Regions from separate parts of the Mus musculus genome. Here region 2 is linked to region 1. Evidence: chromatin loops called from intact Hi-C (ENCODE). Cell type or tissue: gastrocnemius. All regions are shown on one strand. Links, peaks and the distances in the headings refer to the core of each region. The heading gives the core; the rest is flanking DNA.

The links. A loop is a pair of places that touch in the nucleus more often than their neighbours do. Peaks named below come from ENCODE experiments on the same cell type or tissue, not always from the same donor. Only the 100,000 strongest peaks of a DNase experiment are listed, where the experiment ranks them.
Region 2: a loop joins it to region 1, with 10 times the contacts of the local background. A loop is called at or near these places in 33 of 42 quality-filtered maps.

Annotation. Positions count from the first base shown.
Region 1 is chr8:126,981,955-126,992,685 of GRCm38, reverse strand. It overlaps the pseudogene Gm38574. Among named protein-coding and RNA genes, the nearest start is that of Gm29688, 7.9 kb to the right of the region's middle. In gastrocnemius, for the core only: a CTCF peak has its summit at 4,130; DNase peaks (open chromatin) are centred at 3,865, 4,538 and 6,016.
Region 2 is chr8:127,173,295-127,184,025 of GRCm38, reverse strand. All of the region lies in intron 2 of Pard3 (par-3 family cell polarity regulator), which reads right to left. Among named protein-coding and RNA genes, the nearest start is that of Pard3, 110 kb to the right of the region's middle. In gastrocnemius, for the core only: a CTCF peak has its summit at 5,180 (motif pointing right); a DNase peak (open chromatin) is centred at 5,201.

The DNA of each region.
Region 1 (10,731 bases), core at 1,550-9,549:
GTTCTATAAGAGAGCAGGACGAGCAAGCCAGGGGGAGCAAGCCAGTAAAGAACCTCCCTCCATGGCCTCTGCATCAGCTCCTGCTTCCTGACCTGTTTGAGTTCCAGTCCTGACTTCCTTTGGTGATGAACAGCAATGTGGAAGTGTAAGCCGAATAAACCCTTTCCTCCCCAACTTGCTTCTTGGTCATGATGTTTGTGCAGGAATAGAAATCCTGACTAAGACACACACACACACAAGAAGCCCCAACAATCTCCATGCAAATGAGCTATCCTCATAAACCTCAGCCAATTAAATTTAACACTAAGAAGAACCCCTTCCCCCTCTCCAAAGTTCATATATATAGTTCCCATAATTCACCGGGAACAAAGTTTGTGCGCACACGCTGTTTTGAATACTTTCTAAGAAAGCTTTATCAGTAAATGTCCTCTAAAAGAGCTGCAACACTGAAATCTTCGGAGGAGAGCTCCCCTGGGCATTCACTGGTGGACCGGGATCCTGCAGACCGGTCTTTTCCTGCCCAGTGTGCATCGGGCCTGGACATCCCAAGGGAAGAAGCAGAAAATAGCGCCACACTCAGCTATGCTCATTCCCGATCGAGTCACTGGTTGGTTTCGGACCCCAGGACAAGGGACTGAGAGATTCATAGTTTACATATCAAAACAGACCTGACCCCCAGGTTCTCTCAGCATCCCTTGGTCCCTATCTGGCACACCCTGCCCCCAACCTTGAACTTTAGCTGCCCTTCCCCCAGAGGCTCTTCCCTATATAATCCAGATACCTCGGGGTCTGTTGGTCTGTCGCTCTCACTCTTCTCCTCCCCGTCCCTGCCCCCTCTCCCCATGGCTACTTCCCTGGCCTCCTTCCTTGGGGACAGTGAACCTGCCCAAGAGTGGCTTCCCAATAAACCTGCCTTTAATATACTCTAACCTGACTGGAATTGGCTCATTTCACTGGTGGAGAAGTAACCTATCAGTCACAATAGCTAAGAAACGGAAACAACTTCAAAGTCCTTCGGTTGACAATAGACTTTGCAAAATACCACTGACTGAGCTGTAAAGACAAATGCAGTCATGAACTTTGCAAGCAAATGGATGGAACTAGAAAAACAAACAAACAAACAAACAAACAAATTGAGTGAGGAAACCCTGATTCAGAAAACCAAGCATTGGATGTTCGCTCTCACCTGAGATTCCAGCTCCAAGTCTACAGATGTGAGTATATACCCTGGAGTACCTGCAGAAACAAGAAAATGAAGAGAACCATGGCAGAGAGCAGTTAGAGGGGACTGAGAGGGTACACGTGATTTAAAGAGGGGGATGGGAAGCATAGATGTCCAATTAAGGAGGGGTGAGGGAGACAAATACAGAAGAGGGGAGGGTTCAATAATGTAAGGGAAAGTTATAAGGACTCATACTCTCAGCTCTCTGCCTAAAACAAACAAACAAAACCCTACAATGCACATAAGTCCTTATATGGATATGGGTGGTTGTTGTTGTTATTGTTTGGATTTTCGAGACAGGGTTTCTCTGTGTAGCCCTGGCTGTCCCGGAACTCACTCTGTAGACCAGGCTGGCCTCAAACTCAGAAATCTGCCTGCCTCTGCCTCCCAAGTGCTGGGATTAAAGGCGTGCGCCACCACTGCCCAGCTATGTATATGGTTTAAATGAAATTTCCTCATCTGTGCCTACAACACCCTTTCTGAGAGCCAAAGACTATCTAGCAAAAACCCCACACCAGGCGTGGGAAGGCCTCATTGGAGTTGTCCAAGAGACTCCCCCAAACAGTAAAGCCTATTTCTATTGTCCTTGGTTGCTCCCCAGTGGTAGAGTGTAAGTCCCTATTGCTGTAGACACCAGGCACTTCAGAGGCAGGGGACTAACTTCCATGGTATCAGAAGTTTCCAAGAGGGGCTGGCTCAGCGGTTAAGAGCACTTACTGCTCTTTCAGAGGTCCTGAGTTCAGTTCCCAGCAACCACATGGTGGCTCACAACCATCTGTAATGGGATCTGATGCCCTCTGCTGGTGTGTCTGAAGACAGCAACAGTGATAGTGTACTCACATACATGAATAAATAAATCTAAAAAAAAAAAAAGTTACCAAGATTCCAAAGGAGAGAAGCAACCAATATTCCTACCCAGCTACGGTGCTAATGAACCATGGTGACCTGCATGGTATGGTAACTCTAAGGGTGTAGAAATGGCATAAAAGGTGCAGTAGTGGCACGCACACCTCGATAGCAACCAACAGCTCTCTAGTTGGACTTAAGACCTCCCCTCAACAAGAGAGAAACTCTACCTGCTGCTGGACACTAGCAAACTACTCAGTGCAAGTGAGTAATGGATCTTGGAGGAGAACCTATGACTACTTTACTAAACCAACACTCTGCCCCCGGCTGACAGGATGACACTCTCACCCATGTTCTTTCACTGTGTGCCTTAATTCCGATCCCTCCTTTTTTCTCTTATGATTTTCATTAAATTATACTAATTTATTAATATATGTAATTATTAAAAAGCATACCCTAATTTATCAATGTGTTTAATTATTTTAAAATATTTATTTATTTTATTATTTTATGTGTATGCGTGCTTTGTGTTTTATGTGCATGTATGTCTGTGCATCTCATGTGTGCCTGGTGCCCTTGGAGGTCAGAAGAGGGTGCCAGATCCCCTGAGAATAGTGTTACAAACAGTTGTGTGTTGCCATCGGGGTGCAGGGAATCAAATCCTGATCCTCTGGAAGAGCAGCTAGTGCTCCTAACACAGCCACCTCTCCAGCCCTCTTTACAAATTTTTGATTTTTCCACACTTCTCTTTTTCTTTTCTTTTCTTTTTTTTAAGATTTATTTATTCTTATACATAAGTACACTGTAGCTTTTTTCAGACACACCAGAAGAGGGCATCAGATCTTATTACAGATGGTTGTGAGCCACCATGCGGTTGCTGGGATTTGGACCCAGGATCTTCGGAAGAGCTTACCTGCTGAGCCATCTCGCCAGCCCCTCTTGTTTGCTGTTGATTTTAGTGCTCTATTTTTCTGGTGCTGAAATTTACTATTGTTACTGTTCCTTGCCACCCTCCTTCTAAGCATCCAGCTCAATACTTTTAGGAGCTACACCCTCTGCTGGTTGGAAAAAAAAAATCTGATCTTACTGAGTTTACAAGTGTAACCTGCTGGGCTGGAGAGATAGCTCAGCAGTTAAGAGCACTGATTGTTCTTCCAGAGGTCCTGAGTTCAATTCCCAGCAACCACATGGTGGCTCACAACCACCTTTAATGGGATCTGATGCCTTCTTCTGGTGTGTCTGAAGACAGTGATAGTATACTCATATATATAAAATAAATAATAGTGATAGTGTACTCATTTATATAAAATAAATAAATAAATCGTTAAAAAAAAAAGTGTAACCTGCAAAAAATCTTGGCAAAGCCACTATGGAGGAGAACAAACTTCATCCAAGCATTGGCTACACACACATATCTCCAATCTGGGAAAGTGATTTTTGTGCCACACCTTATTTACAGCCAGCAGCTGGACAAGAGCAACATCCTAGGAGGATAGGCCGAGGGATCAAGCTGAGTGTGGGTAGCCCAGGCCTGGCTGACTGGCTGGTGTTGCGAGACACAGCTGAGCAGACTTCACAGCTGTCTAGGAAGACCTAGGCTTCCTGCGGTTCTGGGTCCTCTTTCTCTCAGCATGCTGTCTGCCCCATTCCTCAGCATGCTTTATCCGGGTTCGCAGAGTGAGTAGTCCACAGGTACAGGAACGTCAACCCTGGACACCCTGGTAAGGAGCAGTAGAGGGACCCCCAGTGGTACTGCTGTTCCCTTCCTCTGCTGGGTCCCAGCTGTGATCTCTCATGGAGCGGCCACAGCTCAGACTAGTTGGCACTTCTGGCTGCCTGCCCGCTCCTCTTGCCCTGTCAGTCAGCATCATGGAAATCTCTTTTAGTAGATTTTCCTGAGCAAAAACCTTTTGCAGAGACAAACGGAGTGCTTGGCGGGGGAAGAATGAATACAGGAGACAGGGGTAAATTAATATTTAATAACCTTTGTCTATTAACAAAATAACATTTTAAGAAACCTGACAGATAAAGACACTGTGATAAATATGGCTCTAACGCCGCTCGCTATCAGTGGTGCCCCGTACAGGCTCAACTCGGAACTGCTGTCTACAGACCCGTGATTTTGATAGAGATGATTTCAGTATAGACGGTATGAAGCAGAGTTGGAGGTCGCTGAGAAACTCGCTGGGAGCATGGCTGAGGGTCTCAAAGAGACTCAGCACCTTAGCATTAGCCACATAGGCCACTTTTGTAATTCTCAACTTATATCTTTAAGGCTTGACTAAAATTTTCTCGAAAAGGAGCGTGTCGTTGACGAGTCCGGCGACTTCTCGGGCTGCTGGAGACAGGCCACCGCAGGCTTACCTGGTTCGGTCGCCTGCGAAGCCAGTACCACTACGAGACCAAAGCATCGTGGAGCCTCTGCTGCTGCCCCTATTCTTGTTGCTTGCCCTGTGCTGGGAGGAGAGCGGCCACAGCGCTGTGCCCGCGGACTGCAAGCCTGTTGGCTATGCCTGGGTTGACAGTGCCAAGGGCTGAGTGGTGTACAGCAAGCAGCCTAGAGCTCTCTCTCGGAGGTCCTGCCCCTGACACTCTGCCCAACTGCACGATCACCCTGACTCTGAACAACGAGATAATCAAGATGAAGTATGTTCATTTTCTGGACTAAGTCTCTTTGAAAGACTTTCGTGGTCAGTGCTGCTGCCAAAGGCAAGACCGAATTCTGAGATCCGCGCTGATGCCTCAGGCTATGTTGATGTCGATGGTCTGTACCTCAGACTCTTGTTGTTCATGATCCAGCCTGCTATCAGAAACCATGTTGAAGTTTGTGATTCCAGCTGCTGCCGGCTGCTATAACACTGTAAGTACACTGTAGCTATCTTCAGTAACCCCAGAAGAGGGCATCAGATCTCATTACAGTTAGTTGTGAACCACCATGTGATTGCTGGGACTTGAACTCAGGTCCTTTGGAAGAGCAGTCAGTGCTCTTAATCACTGAGCCATATCGCCAGCCCTACTTATTTTTTATGTTTATGAATACACTGTGGCTGTGAGCCTTCATGTGGTTATGGGGAATTGAATTTAGGACCTCTGCTCACTCCGGTCAACCCCGCTCGCTCAGTCCCTGCTCACTTATTTATTACTATATTAAATATAATATAATTATATATTATTATTATTATAAATAAGTACACTGTAGCTGTCTTCAGAGCACCAGAAAAGGGCATCAGACTCCATTGAGATGGTTGTGAGCCACCATGTGGTTGCTGGAATTTGAACTCAGGACCTTTGGAAGAGCAGTCAGTGCTCTTACCCAACTGAGCTATCTTGCCAGCCTGTTAACTTAAAACAACTTCTCCACATGAAAATCAAATGGTCTAGAGCGCACTTCATGTCAGAGCCATGCCTAGGAAGGACAGAGTCCTGTGTATGGGTATGCTTTAAATACGGGACCACATGGCACTAGTGTATACACACACACAGAGAATTAAAATAAAATTGAAAATACATAGTCGTTTGTTCAATATTCATTAAAATATGTTTTTGCTTTTAAAAATTGTTAATTCATATATACTAATTATTGGTCAATCAACTTGCAACTTTTTCTTAATGTTAATAGTAGCTTTTTCACTGTTTTGATGGTCTCGTGTTTTGCAGAAGTGTTATCATACTGTCTGCAGATAAAAATGATATACCTTTTCTATTCTTATGCTATTTATTCAGGGAGAATTAGCTAAAACCTTTAATATAACACTGATAGAATAGGGCCACATGCCAACTTCTAATTCACAAATAGTCACCGGGGTTAAAATGATCACCTTCCTCCATCCTGACCACAGTTCTGTGCTGTGTAGATAAAGATGGTCCCACTCAACAGGTGGAGAAAAACCGGTAGTGTTTCTGCGACCTCTCCTGGCGAAAAGTCTTTGTGCATTTGTCGCCAGGGAATGAAAATGTGCCTAGTAGGCGTGGCACGCCACCTTGTGGAAGGAAGAATACAGTGCCGCTCACCTGCGTCTCCTGCCTTAATTACCTTGGTCATTTCAAAGCTGTCAGCCAGGGTGGAAAAGTATCCGGGAAACAGGAACCCAGCGTTCATGGGAGAACTTTCTAGCGTCTTCTGTCTGTCTTCGTTAGGGTTACTATTGCCGCGACAAAACATCACGACCAAAAGTAAGTTGGAGAATAAAGGGTTTGTTGGGCTTATTCTTCATTGTCGCTGTTCATCATCAAATTCAGGACAGGAACTTAAAACAGAACAGGGACCTGGAAGCGGGAACTGATGCAGAGGCCGTGAGTATTACTGCTTATTGGCTTGCTCCTCATGGCTTGTTCAGCCTGGTTTCTTATAGAACCCAGGACCACCAGTACAGAGATAGTACCACCCACAATGGGCGGGGCCCTTCCCTATCAATAAATAACTAATTGAGAAAATGTCCTAAGGTCCTCGCCGCCTGGTCTTCTGGAAGTATTTTCTCAATTGAAGTTTCCTTCTTACAGATGACTCTAGTTGTGTTGAGATGACATAAAGCTAGCACCACATAGTGCAATGGAACATTGGCCTTCAAATGCCCAGCTAAAAGTTCTCTCTCTAGCTGTGTCATGGTGGAATGAACTCAATATCCGATCCCATATGTGTTATGATCATCTAGTAGGAACTTCCTTGTTTGTGGGGGTGGTTGGGGGCACTAAGAAGAAACGCTTGGCCTGGCACAGTGGTGTGTTCATCTTTAGTCTCTGCATTCCAGGAGGAGAAGGGGGGGGGGGGGGCGCAGAAAGATCTTGGGAATTGAAGGCAGGGCCCTGGTTTGCATAAAGAGTTTCAGGTCAGCCATAGTAAGGCCCTGTCTTCAAAACAGAAACACAAACAGAAACAAACTCCCCCTGTTCCAGAGTGTCCTTTTCAGTAAGGGACACCACAGATGGACTTGTTGTTTCCGATGCAGACATCACAACGGGCACTGGGTACCAATTGTAAGGTCAAACTTCATCACACCAAGAGAACGTTCATGGGAAATTTAGAAACCTAACAACAGGGTACTGTAGACAGACCCAGAGAATATCCCCAGAAGTTAGTTTTATCCCACTATAACTGGAAGCATTAATATAGAAATGTAAAGCCCACAAAACTAATAGCTTTAGATGCAACATTTTGAAAGCCACATTAATATAATTTATAACAATGTAACTAGAAATGAACAAGTTAATAAATTGTCACATTCTGCCTAGAGACATAACTATATACACATACCACATATCTCTCTGTATAAAGACACTAAAATGTTCCCATTGCTGAAGGCACTGCTCCATCTATTATAAGTATAAGGGATTACTACATCACAGATCTGTCAGGGTGCAAACAGACACCAGCCTACTGAAGCCTTTCACTAAAATCAAGGCTATATACCACCACAGAAAGCAGAACTGACTTCAGTCTGGTTGGCCTCATGGTTATCTATACAAGAAATCACTCAATTCCTCTGCACCATGCATGCCTAGATGGTGCCATGTTCCCACCTTGATGATAATGGACTGAACCTCTGAAGCTGTAAACCAGCCCCAATTAAATGTTGTCCTTATAAGAGTTGCCTTGGTCATGGTGTCTGTTCACAACAGTGAAACCCTAACTAAGGGACCTTCTTTACATGTGGCACAGAGCTCAGTATAGTTCTGTGAGATATAGATAGAAAGATAGATAGATGAAAGAAAGAGAGAAGGAGATAGATAGATAGATAGATAGATAGATAGATAGATAGATAGAGATATGTGTGTATGTGTGTTGTTGTTTTTGTTTTTCATCTGAGGATCCAGGGGAACCTAGGTGAGGGTTGGGAAGCAAAAATTACATGCGACATTGGAACATGGAATTTGGGGGAACCTGAATCTGTGTTCCCAGGCCAGTGTCCTTCAAAATGGCTCCAGAGTAAGCCATCTCTTGTTTCCTTTGAGATAACAGTTGTGGTCATTTGCCTTGAAATTTTTTCTGCCCTAGGTGGCGCTCAGGAATTACCCTCTTGAGCCTCATCTGCAATGTGGGGGCTGGTGGGCCTGCTCCAGCGGCTGGAGCTGTGCCTGCTCATAGTCCTGCTCCATCCACCTCTGTTGCCCCATCTGAGGAGAAGAAAGTGGAAGCAAAGAAGGAAGAGTCTGAGGAGTCGGAAGATGACATGGGCTTTGGTCTTTTTGAATAAACTGCTCTGTTGATATGTCCAATAAAGAGCTGAACCTGTAAAACTAAAAAAAAAAAAAAAAATTACAGAATTACCCTCTTTTTATCGGAGGAGTCACCTGAATCACCTGACTGGAATGCAGATACGTGCATTAACCTGTGTGTCCACACTCTACCATTATTTTCTCAGGTGGGCTGTTGGTGAGTTTGATAAGTTGATTAGTTTGTTTTTGGTGTGTGTGTGTGTGTGTGTGTGTGTGTGTGTGTGTGTGTGTGTGTGAATCCCTGCTTGTGTATCTGTCTGTCCATGACCTTCTTTATCTATAAACCCTAGGGAGATATCCCTGAGATTTTGTTTTCTATCTCATGCCCTGGAACTCCTTGAATTGTATTATGACTCCCTTTAACGCACACTGGCTCATTAACTACATGAATACAAATACATAAATAAGTGAGTTGTGTGACATGTAATTCTAGTGTCTCAGACTTGGATGAAAAAAAAAGGGAAGTGAAATGCAGAAGCAGATTGAGATGGGTCATAAATTCAAGGTCATTGTCTATTCAAGGTCATTGTCTATTCAAGGTCATTGTCTATTCAAGGTCATTGTCTATCCATAGCACCTTGACCTTCTGTCAGGGCAGGAGAAGCAATGGTGGGTGGGTGGGTGGGTCCATAAGTCAACAGTTATAATTTATCTGGTATCCAGCAAGCCCTTGCAATTGTCTCCTTTACCCTCCTGGCTTGAGTTACAGAGTATCACTGCCTGGCTCAGGACTTCTTCCAAACTTCTCTGACAAGAAGTTGTAAGACACTCAAAAAATGTTTTTTTGTTTCTTTGTTTTGTTTTTGTTTTTGTTTTTTTCCAGACAGGGTTTCTCTGTGTAGCCCTGGCTGTCCTGGAACTCACTCTGTAGACTAGGCTGGCCTCGAACTCAGAAATCCACCTGCCTCTGCCTCCGGAATGCTGGGATTAAAGGCGTGCGCCACCACCGCCCGGCTCAAAAAACGTTTTTAAAGATTTATTTTATGTATATAAGTACACTGTAACTGTCTTCAGACACAACAGAAGAGGGCATCAGATCTCATTACAGATGGTTGTGAGCCATCATGTGGTTGCTGGGATTTGAACTCAGGACCTCTGGAAGAGCAGTCAGTGCTCTTAATCGCTGAGCCATCTCTCCAGCCCTTAAAATTATTGTTAATGTATTATTTATTACTGATAATCAAATATCCTCATCTCTTTCACTGGTGCCTTCTTACTAGTAAGTGGGACATGGAGGAAAGGGAGAAGGTGAGAGGCCTGAGAGATTCTCTGTGGCTCCCTTTGTAGTCATATAGAATAAATCTTTGTTCTGCTTTTTACCATCCCTACAGTCCCTTTCCTATTTTTTAAAAAATCCTGGATGCAACGTTCATTTTGGTTTTTTACTTATTTATTTATTATGCATTCATTTCTTTGAGAGAGGGATTGTCTATGTAGCCTTGCTAGGTTTTGAGCCAGTAATCTAAAACCTAATTTGTCATTGATGCATACAATGAGCACTCCTGTCACATGTTCACCTTAACATGGGAAGGAGGTTTTAATCAAATGTCTTTCAAGAATGTAATTAGCTGGGTGATGGCAGCAACATATACCTTTAATCCCAGCACTGGAGAGGTAGAGGCAGGTGGATCTCTGAGTTCAAGAACAGCCTGGTCTACAGAGCACCAGGATAACCAGGGCTTTACAGAGAAACCCTGTCTCAAAAATCCAAGGAAGCAAGCAAGCAAACAAACAAACACACCAAAAATACAATTAATATGCAGCTTCAATATCTGCAAATTAAGAATGTCCTAACTGAGCCGGGTGGTGGTGAGTTCAAGGCCAGCCTGGTCTACAAAGTGAGTTCCAGGACAGCCAGGGCTACACAGAGAAACCCTGTCTTGAAAAACAAAGAGAGACAGAGAGAGAGACAGAGAGAGAGAGAGAGAGAGAGAGAGAGGCTCATAACCATCTATAATGAAATGTGGTGCCCTCTTCTGGCTTGCAGGCCTATATGCAGTCAGAACGCTGTATACTCAATAAATAAATAACTAAATTTAAAAAGAGAGAATAAAAATAGCAAATAACAGAGCCATTGCAGTACATTGAGCTCCGTAGAGACAGTGCTGAGGCAAACACGAGCCGGATGGGCACTGGGCGACTCTGTGCCTCGCGGAGGAAAATCAACTAAACATGGGCAAAGAAGATCCTAAGAAGCCGAGAGGCAAAATGTCCTCATATGCATTCTTTGTGCAAACTTGCCGGGAGGAGCACAAGAAGAAGCACCCGGATGCTTCTGTCAACTTCTCCGAGTTCTCCAAGAAGTGCTCAGAGAGGTGGAAGACCATGTCTGCTAAAGAAAAGGGGAAATGTGAAGATCTGGCAAAGGCTGACAAGGCTCGTTATGTAAGAGAAATGAAAACCTACATCCCCCTCCCCAAAGGGGAGACCAAAAAGAAGTTCAAGGACCC
Region 2 (10,731 bases), core at 1,195-9,194, 190 kb before region 1:
TACTTGTCTTGATGATGAGAGAGGGCCTAGCAAACTCTGAGACTTAAGAGTTTAGTTTTGGAAACTCTCTTGCCAGCCAGCTCGGTACACTACCATCACTTAGGTCAGAAGGAGGAAAAGAGTGTGTGTGTGTGTGTGTGTGTGTGTGTGTGTGTGTGTAGACAGACAGATGGACACAGAGAGAGACAGACAAACAGACGGACACACACACACACACACACACACACACAAAGGGAGCAGACAAAAGCCAAGCATATCCTGACCACACTTTGGCAGTGGGTGCACTGGAGTGGCTAAGCAGCTGCCATCACCATCCAGTGAGTGTGGGAAAAGTTCTATGTCCACGCATGTGCAGGGAAACATGGTATCCAGAGACTGCACAGACACCTGCTCATCTCCCTTCCACAGAATTAGGCAAATGGCAAAAATTAATGCAGTAACACTTCCCACATATTCTTTCTTTTGGTCTGAGGAAAGAAGGAACCTTATTCCCAGCATCTTTCCCTTAATACTGAGCACCCATTGTCCCTTGAGTCTCCTTCCTAAGAGGGAATCAAGCCAGCTGTTTCTCTGCCATCCAAGGCATTACCTACTGAGCCAAAAGTGGCTACACACAGGGAGGACAGAAAGAGAATCTGGGCATGGTGGTATAAGGTTATAACCGTAGCACTTGGGAAAATGAGGCAGGAGGTCCAACCGTTACCCAAAATAAATACAGACAAACAGAGCAGGAACTGAAGATGTCCGGAGAGCCACCACAGTGATGCTCCCTATCCTCGGTAACCACTGGGACTACCAGCCTAGTCCTCAAGGGACCTGGAAGTTCTCCTCAGCCAACCCAATGTGACAACAGTCTTCAAGATGCCAATAAAGCCCCCTAGCACAGATGACTCCCAAGTCCTTCTCAGCACACAGCTGCTCTGCAAAACCAAAGTGCCGTTTCGTTCTCCTGAAGTAGAACTGGGACACCTGTGCGGTTCCAAGGCTAACACAAAGCTCTCACCTAGGACCTGAGACACCATGAAGCAACCACTGTGCTGTGCAGAGCCACCCCATTCCCAGGAGAGTGGATCTCAGCATTAAGTCACACTGAGCAAGTACTGGGGGCCTCACCTGAGGCTGGCTGTACATAGGTCTAACAGTGCATACTGAGGTGAGGCCCAGCTTTTAGTGAAGATGTGCCATGTTCATTTCCTTGGGTCCTTCACGTTCTGTATGGAGAAGCACAGGGCAAAGCCACTAACTGGCCGCCTCCCTCATGCAGGCATCTCGGGTTTTCCTCAGAAAACCCATTATCCCTGATATTCTTCCCAACCTTCCCTTGCCGGTTTCCCACTTCTCAGTGCAGTTGTGCAATTGAAACAGATTTTTAGGCCTGGTCAGTATCCTTGAAGGAACAGGCAAAACCAAGGCAGAGAAATTTCCAGCAGACACCCCCACGATAACCTACACTTCCCACACTGCTCACAGAAGCTGTGCGATGGCCTCACTCAAATGGAGCAAGGAGAAGATGCACCTGTGTGTGCTCACAGGCTCCCAAACAGCATCAAATGAACAGACATATTCTGGGGAAAGGGAATCAGTCAGTCCAGGCCTAAGTACAGCCATGTACAGTGATTAGTCAAACTCCTCAATCAAACAGAGGAGCTTGTACAAATTCGCAAGCAGACTTGTCAGGAAACTGTTTAAAAGTTGTCAGCTAAAGAAAGTGGTGCTGGTGGGGTGCAGATGTGACGGCTAAAGACTTGCCAGAGTGGCAGAACTCAGAGTTCTGAGAGAGGATAATGAGGGAAAAATGTTCCGAGTGTGGGGGCAGACCTGCTGAAAAAGAAAGACTGTGTTTCATAAGATCCAACAACAGATGAGTCCCAGTAGCTTCCACCCCAATACCCAATAATGACTTCCTCAATTCCCCAGAGATTAGTAATCATCACCAGAAAGAACTGAACTCCTTCTTTGTTTAGACAAAACCCCTCCTTAGGAACTAGCAGTTTCTACAATGAACTCTGGAAACAGCATAGCATCAATGGCCTAGCCATGATCAAGAGCTGACATTCTTTAAAGAAAGAGGAAGGTACTGAGATTGGGCTATGGAAATGCACAGAGGTTAGGCTGACCCACAGGACCCTGAGAAAGCCACAGTGTGTCCACAACATTTGGTCAAAAAGCAGATTTTGCCACCTCTGACCCTGATGACTATCAGATGAAACTTCAGGGCAAAAATAAGATTCCAGGAAGAGACAGTGCAGTGCATGGTGCGCAGACATGAACACTAGTCATGGGGGGATGCTCATACGCTGAGCCCCAGTAACACAAGACATGAGCCCACAAGACAATCTGTAGGCATATATTTTTCTCAACCAACTTTAATAAGGGTTCAACCTCCACTCTAGCCCACCACCCACCAGAGGCAGTAGAAGAGAAAGGTTATTAGGGTACGGGGAAGCAGACCTGTTTAGAAATAGTTCTTTGGGGGAGATTTCAATCTTTGCTGTTCTTAGCCCAGTCCACTAGCAAACACCAAGCATGAATCAGCAGCTGCAGACCAGTCTACTTGGCAGACACCACACACAAATCAGCAAGGGCAGTTCAATCCAGAAGAAACCACAAGGTTTGACAACTGGCCCAAGTCCACGGAAATATCAAGAAGCCACAGGAACCTCACAAGAAGTTCTTTGGTGAGTGTTTCTCTCTGTGAAGTTACCATAGGCAGAGCTCAGCAATGCAATGCGAGATAAACCAATACATGCATGTCAGCAATGCTAGTAAGACAGACAGAGCAAAGCAAACCAATGTTTGAGCTCTCACTGACTATGGGGTCATATTTATATTCTTTCTAAACATCGCACATTCTTTTTTTTGTGTTTTGTTTTGTTTTGTTTTTCGAGACAGGGTTTCTCTGACTAGCCCTGGATGTCCTGGAACTCACTTTGTAGACCAGGCTGGCCTCGAACTCAGAAATCCACCTGCCTCTGCCTCCTGAGTGCTGGGATTAAAGGCGTGCGTCACCACACCCAGCTAACATCGCACTTTCATTCACATGTCTGCTATAGCAAAACATCCTTTCACCTGTGTGCCCCAGCAAAACATCATTTGGCATAACTGACTTTCCAAAGAAACCAGACGTTTCCACCTCACAGTCCGCATCTTGTCTTTATTAAGTGGTTTAATGTGAAACTGACAGCCTTATAGGAAATACGGGTATGATGGCATGGTTCTAATGAGATGAGGTGAAGGAAAACACACCTGGGGCCGGTAAAATTGTGAAGGAAATTAAAAAAAAAAAAAACAGTTCAAAGAACTATCAGAGAACCCTACTGTTCACTTCCTGAAAAGGATCTTCAAAGAAAAGAAAGTGAGAATTAAAGACAACTAATATAAGTAAAGTAACAGTCTCCCCTCGAAGCAACACGGAGTGATAGGAATGATTGGCGTTCACATGTGACCTGAGAGGTGGACACAGAGCTAAGCTAAATGACCCAAACTTTGCCATTCAGGATGCAAGAAGCCCCCTACCTTTCCATGGGAAAGCACCCATGAATCTACAGCAACGCATAGCTGTTTAAATGATTGACAAGATAGCTTCACGGGTCAGCAGAATGCCTATGGTGCTAATATTAGTGAAGTTCAGGCCAGACCCAATCACATCTGTCTACTTCCTATTAGACTACTTCCTTGATGCCGCTGAATCTATTCACTTATCAGACTCAAAACTTTGGGCTCGACCACCATAAGCTCTTCCCAAGCTGCTAGTTAACATGAGGGCACTGATCTGCCACACAGGCACACAGCACACATTTCCACACCCTGCCTACTTAGAAACCAAATTTCCCCTCAGGTCTGAGATGGCCATACAATCCCCTTAGGGATAGAGACAGCCCCAGGTCAGATCCTCAGAACATTCTGACCCTTAGCTTTTCCTTCCAAAATTATAATCTGACCCTGACTATTCACATCTGCTTACAGTTTCCCCTATGTACCCCTGCTGGAAAAAAAAAAAAGTGAATTAAGCATTTAATGCCTTTGCTTCTTTCCTGTTACGTGACAAACACTTCTTCTGAACCCAAAACTCCACTGACCCTCTGTTGAGCTCAGTAAAAACTTTATCAATGCAGTCAGTCTTCAGGATCTATGGGGGACTGATCCCAGGATCCCACAGGTACCACCACCTAGGTAGCTGCTCAAATTGCTGGTGTCAAGATGGTGCAAACTTTTCACAGAATTTATCCACACAAACTCTGCCATGCACTGTATTGGTGGTGCTGGGAGTCATGCCAGGCAAGCATTGACTCCTCCTGCACCCATTATATCCGGTCTACATTACATAATACCTAACAGAACCATTAAAATGTGATGGGTACAGCTGCCATGTTACATTGTTTAAGTAAGAACAAAGAGACAGAAAGGTCTGTATACTTTTTAAAAATGCAATTTTTAGGGTTTGTTTTCATTTTTTTATTTACTTTTCCAGAATATTTCTGACTTGGGGTTGAATTCACAGATGCAAAATTTATACATTACAGGGTTGGCTGTATTGACTACTCAAGCATGTTATATATTTTTTTAAAAAACACTTTTAATAAAAAAAAAAACTCACTTCCCTTATGACCAGGTTTCATGTGCTTTAAAATATTCATTCAACCTTAACCATTTTATGGCGACAATTTAAAAATGGGTCCATTCAGAGGAAAAATAACTTAGCTCCATGTATACAACCACCATTCTTATTTTTTAAAAAAAATGGAGTCTTAACATAAATACAGTATTACAATGTATCTTTTAGGGCTGCCTGCCTGGCTCTTTCAAAGTATATGTTTTTATGTATCTTTGTATCTTTTAAGTTCCCATTGATCTCTTTGTATGTTTTATTTATAAAATGCAAACTGGTAGTATCCTAGCTTGTGTTTCTCCCAGGCAAACAGAACGTGGGACCTGACATGGGACAGAAACAGAGAAAGTGGAATATGGACAGAACAGGAGTGCTGGTCTAAAAAAAAAAAAAAAAAAAATCAGAACCCATTTTGAGGGTGCATAGGGAACGGCAGCCCTAGAAACAAAGACACTCTCCCTGTCTGCACTGTGCTCTAAGGATGCTGCATTTTCATGCAAGGGCAGGAACAAAATCTCAGTAGATATATGTGCTCTGTAATCCAAATCCTTATGAGTAGGGCACAGAGAAAACACTAGGGGGCAGTATGGCCATCTATAATCTAAGAAGAAGTTTGGTTTCTAAGAACTGAAGCAACCACAAGCCTCAGACAGGGTGAACCAGGCAGGCATCATGGCCCACACCTCTAATTGCAGCCCTGGGACCGTGAAGCAGGAGGACTGCCACCTGTACCGAGACAGTCTAAGCTTCATAGTGCAATCCTGTTTTTAAAACAAAGCGAAAACGACCAAGACGAAGAAAATTAAGGTCCAGGAGAGGTGTGGCTTTACAACCAGAGAGATGCCCTGTGCTCATTATACATGGGTTCCCTATTTATAATCTCTGATGGTAAATCAATCAAATATTTGAGAGGGACAGCCTAGAAACAGACCTCTCATGCAGGCAAAATGTAATTTTTTTTCAGTCTCTAATTTGTATGTTACAAAACATTGTGTTTGGTTTTTGTATGTTTGATGCATATCTGTTCCTGGTCTGAGCTTGCTAACAAGGTATTGACAGATAGCTGTGAGGACCCCTCCAGTGGCCCTGAGTTGATCATAACAAAGTCCTCTGTCCCCATGTAACCCAGGCTAGCCTTGCAGTTGATATGTAGCCAAGGATAATTTTAGACTTCTAATGAGTCATAAAGAAACCCAATGTTAACAGACTGAATATAAAACACATTTCCTGCTCTCTATATGGGGCTCTTGGATGCTTTCCTACTTAATATCTAATTTATACCTTTATGGTAAAGTATACCTCCATCTGCAACACAATCCATTCAGTATTTTCTTGAGATGACTAGCCTAAATTCCAGGAAGTATCACATGATAATACATGATAGATACACTGTCTGCAGAGAATGTAAATGTTGTTACTGAAGATCTAATTATCAATGTTCAAGGTTTCATACTAATTAAATGGTGGCTCAATGACACAGGACAAATGTAATGGAAGCAACCATGGGCTTCAAAGGGTGGCGGTTGAAGTGTTATATCTTCTCTTTCCACAAATTTGGTGCAAGGAAGACTCTAGCTCTGTCCACTGACTCTTAAATCCTTGCATACAAAAGGACCAATCTGTCAAGACCCAACAGGGTTGGCTTTCTCTTCTAGCTCTGCTTCCAGAGCTAGCCAGGTACTTCAAATACTCCCTGACAACAATAATTAAACATCTGGTAATAGGGACCTACATGTGCCTGCAGAACTCGCTGTCCTTTTCATTAATTATGTGCATGCTGTGAGCTAAGAGGACTCGGTTATAATCAAGTCAGGGCCACAGGACAGGAACCTTGAAGATGCCTTGTTAGCAAGCGCGGGCCAGGGGACAGATGCTGAATCAAGCTTCCACAAACGCCAAGCAAAAGCACGCGTATCAGCTCAAGGGGGACACGCTGTGAGCTTTACAAAACATTCGAAACTGCACCTGGAGTGTGGGAAGGGCAAGCTGTCCCCTTTCCTATATTAGGGTGACTATATTCCATGACTCCACATGGAATCATGTCCGGGTGCATGCTTTGACTCACAGTGCCCAGATCTCGCAGAGCCTTGGCAGGAACACAAATAAATGCAACATTAAAAAGTAATAAAAATAAAAATAAACATTTTCAAAAACGCGTTTCATACTTTCCTAAGTTTCAAGGTGAAAAACAACAACAAAAAAAGAGAAGTGGGAACTCAAAGATGCTTGTGGGAGTCTGATATTCATTTGGTGATAAAAGATTCTTTGTCGAAATAAAAAACAAACTTTCTGTCCTTAAATTAACTGATAACTTTTTATACTAGCTGCTCCCAAACCACGAGATTTTGCTAATTAGCACATCACTGCTACTCATTTTTTTTTCACCTTCATTTAACTTTCCTGGAGATCAAAACAACAACAAAAAAAAATCCTACCCAAATCCACTTTTTTGAGAAGACTTTTTAAATTTTTATATCCTTTGGTACAAAAGACATGAAAACACATGCAGGTGTCCATTAAAGCCCAGAGGATGAGTCATATGACAATATGACTCAGAGAATGTTTCTCAAAGTCACCTTCTGGTCTAATTTGCTCAATGCTGAATATCACCTAAATATACACTAGTACAGTAAAGACCCACCAGAGAAAATGTAATTCCCCACACAAGAAGCCTAAGGTGAGTGGACTATGGATGGGCCATCCTGGAGTAAAAGGCGAGTCAAAGGATGGAAGCTGAGCTATCCAAATCCAAAGTCAGACGGAAGAGGGTCCTGGCAGGTGGGACTCAGCCCCCAAGGATGGGATAGATGGGATACAGGTCAGTCTACATATGGCTTGCTTAGCAAAAGGACTTGGAGGGAGAGGCTAGGAGAGAAACAGAATAGTGTCCGATCCTCCAATAGTGGTGTTGATTCTCCAAAGGCTAAGGGAAGCTGCCAGGAAACATAAAAAGAAAATGGATAAGAATTGGAAAGGGTACTTCCATTGCTAGATGATGCTGGCCAGTAGCCATCAGAGCAGAAAAGTCAAGGCTCAGTCCCATCCTGCCATCAGGCTCCACCTAGCATCCCCTAATCGGGGAGCACCTGGCAAATCAAAGACTACAAAGTGTTGAGCCGCAAAGTGATCTTTATGGGGGCTTCATGATTGCTGAGCCTACAACCTCTGAAAGATGAAGACGATATCAGAAGCTATTCTGTCAGAGGTAAGCACCGGGTGAGTCAAAACTGATGGCTGGGTCAGTCACTACTTTGGTTAAATTTAAAATAAATATGGATGTCTCTAAGTATTTTTTCATTTCTGCAGTTAGGCCGGGTAGAATTTAGCCACAAGTCCCACTTGTTCATAAAAGTAATACGGTATAAGAACACACACGCAGCACTGGCTTGGCGGATACTGAGGCTCTGATCCCCGAAACAGAAGACATCACCCAGCGAGGAACAAGAGACCAAAGGAGCTTCAGTGCTGGCACAGCTGGGATGCAGAGCAAGCCCATCTGGCCTGGAGCCCCTTCCACTGGGGGGGAAACTATCACTGTGACCGTGAAACTTTTTAGCTTTTATGATGTTATTCTGGAGGGCTGCATAAAAGTAGAGTCTTTGAATCCCTAGGTAGCTCCCTCCCAGCTGCAATGCTAACTAATATTTTGGCAATATTGACCAGTTTATCTAGGGAAGAGCCACTGACCATACCACTGGGCTGAACAGCCGTGTCAAGAACTGCATGTTATTGGCTTGAGGTGAGATGATAAGGAGTTAGCACTGAGATCAAGGCACCACGTATCCCACGCTGGCCTCAAACTCACTCTGTAGTAGCAGATATGGGAGGACTTTGCTGGTGACCTTCAGTTGCTGATCCTGTGTCCACCCCCTCAAGCCCACTAATTACAGGCCTACACCATCACTCCCAGATTATGTGACGCTAAGGACTAAATCCAGGGTTTTGTGAATGCTAAGCCAGGAAATCAGAGTTCAAACAAGTGAAGCTACACTACTGGTTCTTTTCCTTCGAGTCTGTATGATGTTTTATACCCCAATTCAGTCATTCACTGCTTTTTATGACCCCAACCCCTACCTAGAACTAGGTCAACCCCGTGATGATTAAACACTGGAAATCTCTCAACAAGTAGTTTAGTTATTAAAGCAAAGAGTTCCTGCCATAAAGTAATCAGAAGGAAGCAAATATTTCAGATTTGTTTGGAGTTTGTGGCTTAAACTATTCTGGGTACAGTTGATAAATGTATATTTTACCTAATTGCTTATAGGGAAGCTAAAATTAAATATTTTAAAAATTAGATGTCACCCTTGAATAAGTTACATACAAATGTAGAAACCACATTAACTGAGGCTGCTAAGGAAGCAAAAACCTCCAAGTACAACACATGACTAAGGAGAAATTAAGATTCATATCATCTTAATATTTATACAAAAAAAAAAAGGGTACAGAAAGACTCATTGGGAATACATTTCTCCTGCAGACCAGGGACACACCATCTGCCAGTGCCACTTTTTCTTCTAGGACCAGGAGGTAATTCTGTCAGTGAAGAAAAGCCGCACTTAGATGGTCTATTTTGTTGTTGTTGTTGTTGTTGTGAGTTCTAAGTCATTATTTCTTTCACAAATGAAAAAGGCAGATAGAATTACCACCTTAGAAAACAAGGACGCACACTTGCGTACATTCCTAGCAAGTAGCTTCCTGACAGCACATTTAGCGAGAATATACACAAGTTCTAGTGTTCCGAGACAAACAGTACAGTACTTGGCACATCTATTTATCTGCGTGTTTCATCAACTACAAGTGGCAGCATCCACAGTGGAGGAAAAGACTCATTTAAAAATACATCTGTAGGAGTTGGAGAGATGGCTCAGCTCCTAAGCACTGGCTGCTCTTTTAAAGGAACAGGCTTCAGTCCCCAGCACCCACACAGCAGCTAACAATCATCTGTAACTCCGGTTCCAATTTCTGATACCCTCCTTCTTGCTTCTGAGGGGACTGCACATGCAGGGTGCACAGACATACACATATATATGTGTGTGTGTATGTATGTATGTATGTATATGTATATATGTGTGTGTGTGTATGTATATATGTGTGTGTATGTATATATATACATATATATGTGTGTATGTATATATATGTGTGTATATATATATATATATATATATATATAGAGAGAGAGAGAGAGAGAGAGAGAGAGACACTAACACAAGAAAGAAAGAAATCTATTTAAAAAATACAACTATGGGATACAAAGCTAAATCCAACTGACTGTAATTCTATTGCATAGCACTTTTATTGACAAGGACAATCATAACTGCATACTTGGGTGTGCTGCCTTCTTGTATTCTGTGAACACTTATGGAGAATAGCAATTGTTTAGGTACAAGACCCAAGACTCCTTTGTGTTGGGACAAAAGAATATGTAAGTATGGATTCAGTTCCCAGTTCCCACATGGTGGCTCGCAACCATCCTAAACTCTAGTTCCAGAGGATCAAGTGTCTTCTTCTGATCTCCAAAGGTACCAAAAATAAATGAAATGCATAGGTACAAGCAAGCCAAACACTCATACACATAAAAGAAATGCCCACGAGAAAAAATAATTTTCAGATTTTACTGAGACTGTTGATCATACATCCTATACGATAAACCTGTTCACCCAGCAAACTACCCCCGTTGACTTTTAGTCTCTCATCGTTGGCAAGGTCTCCTTCTGCTGGGTGGATACAAAGGTCTCATTCTGCAGCTGACTTGGGCACTCAGCAAAAAGCTGGGGTTACAGCCGGACTCCACCAGAAGCTCTTTCACATTTAATACATGATCTCAACTTTCTTGACAAATCTGAGGAGATTTGCAGTCTTCTAACTATACCTCCTTTCCCTAGCAATGTGTACCAATATATACAATGTATACAAATATATACAAAACAGTTCCATTTCTATAAGCCATGTGCTGGCTTCGAGGAGAAAAACCATTCTCTACAGAGAGAGTACGTCATGCTTAAGAGAAAAGGAAGCTGCCTGTCTTTTTTTGTCAATGCAACTTACTATCACATCTTCGCATAGGTGAGTGTCTCCCAGGTACCAGTGTCCTCATGCAACCTCCCAAGAGTCACATCTCATAT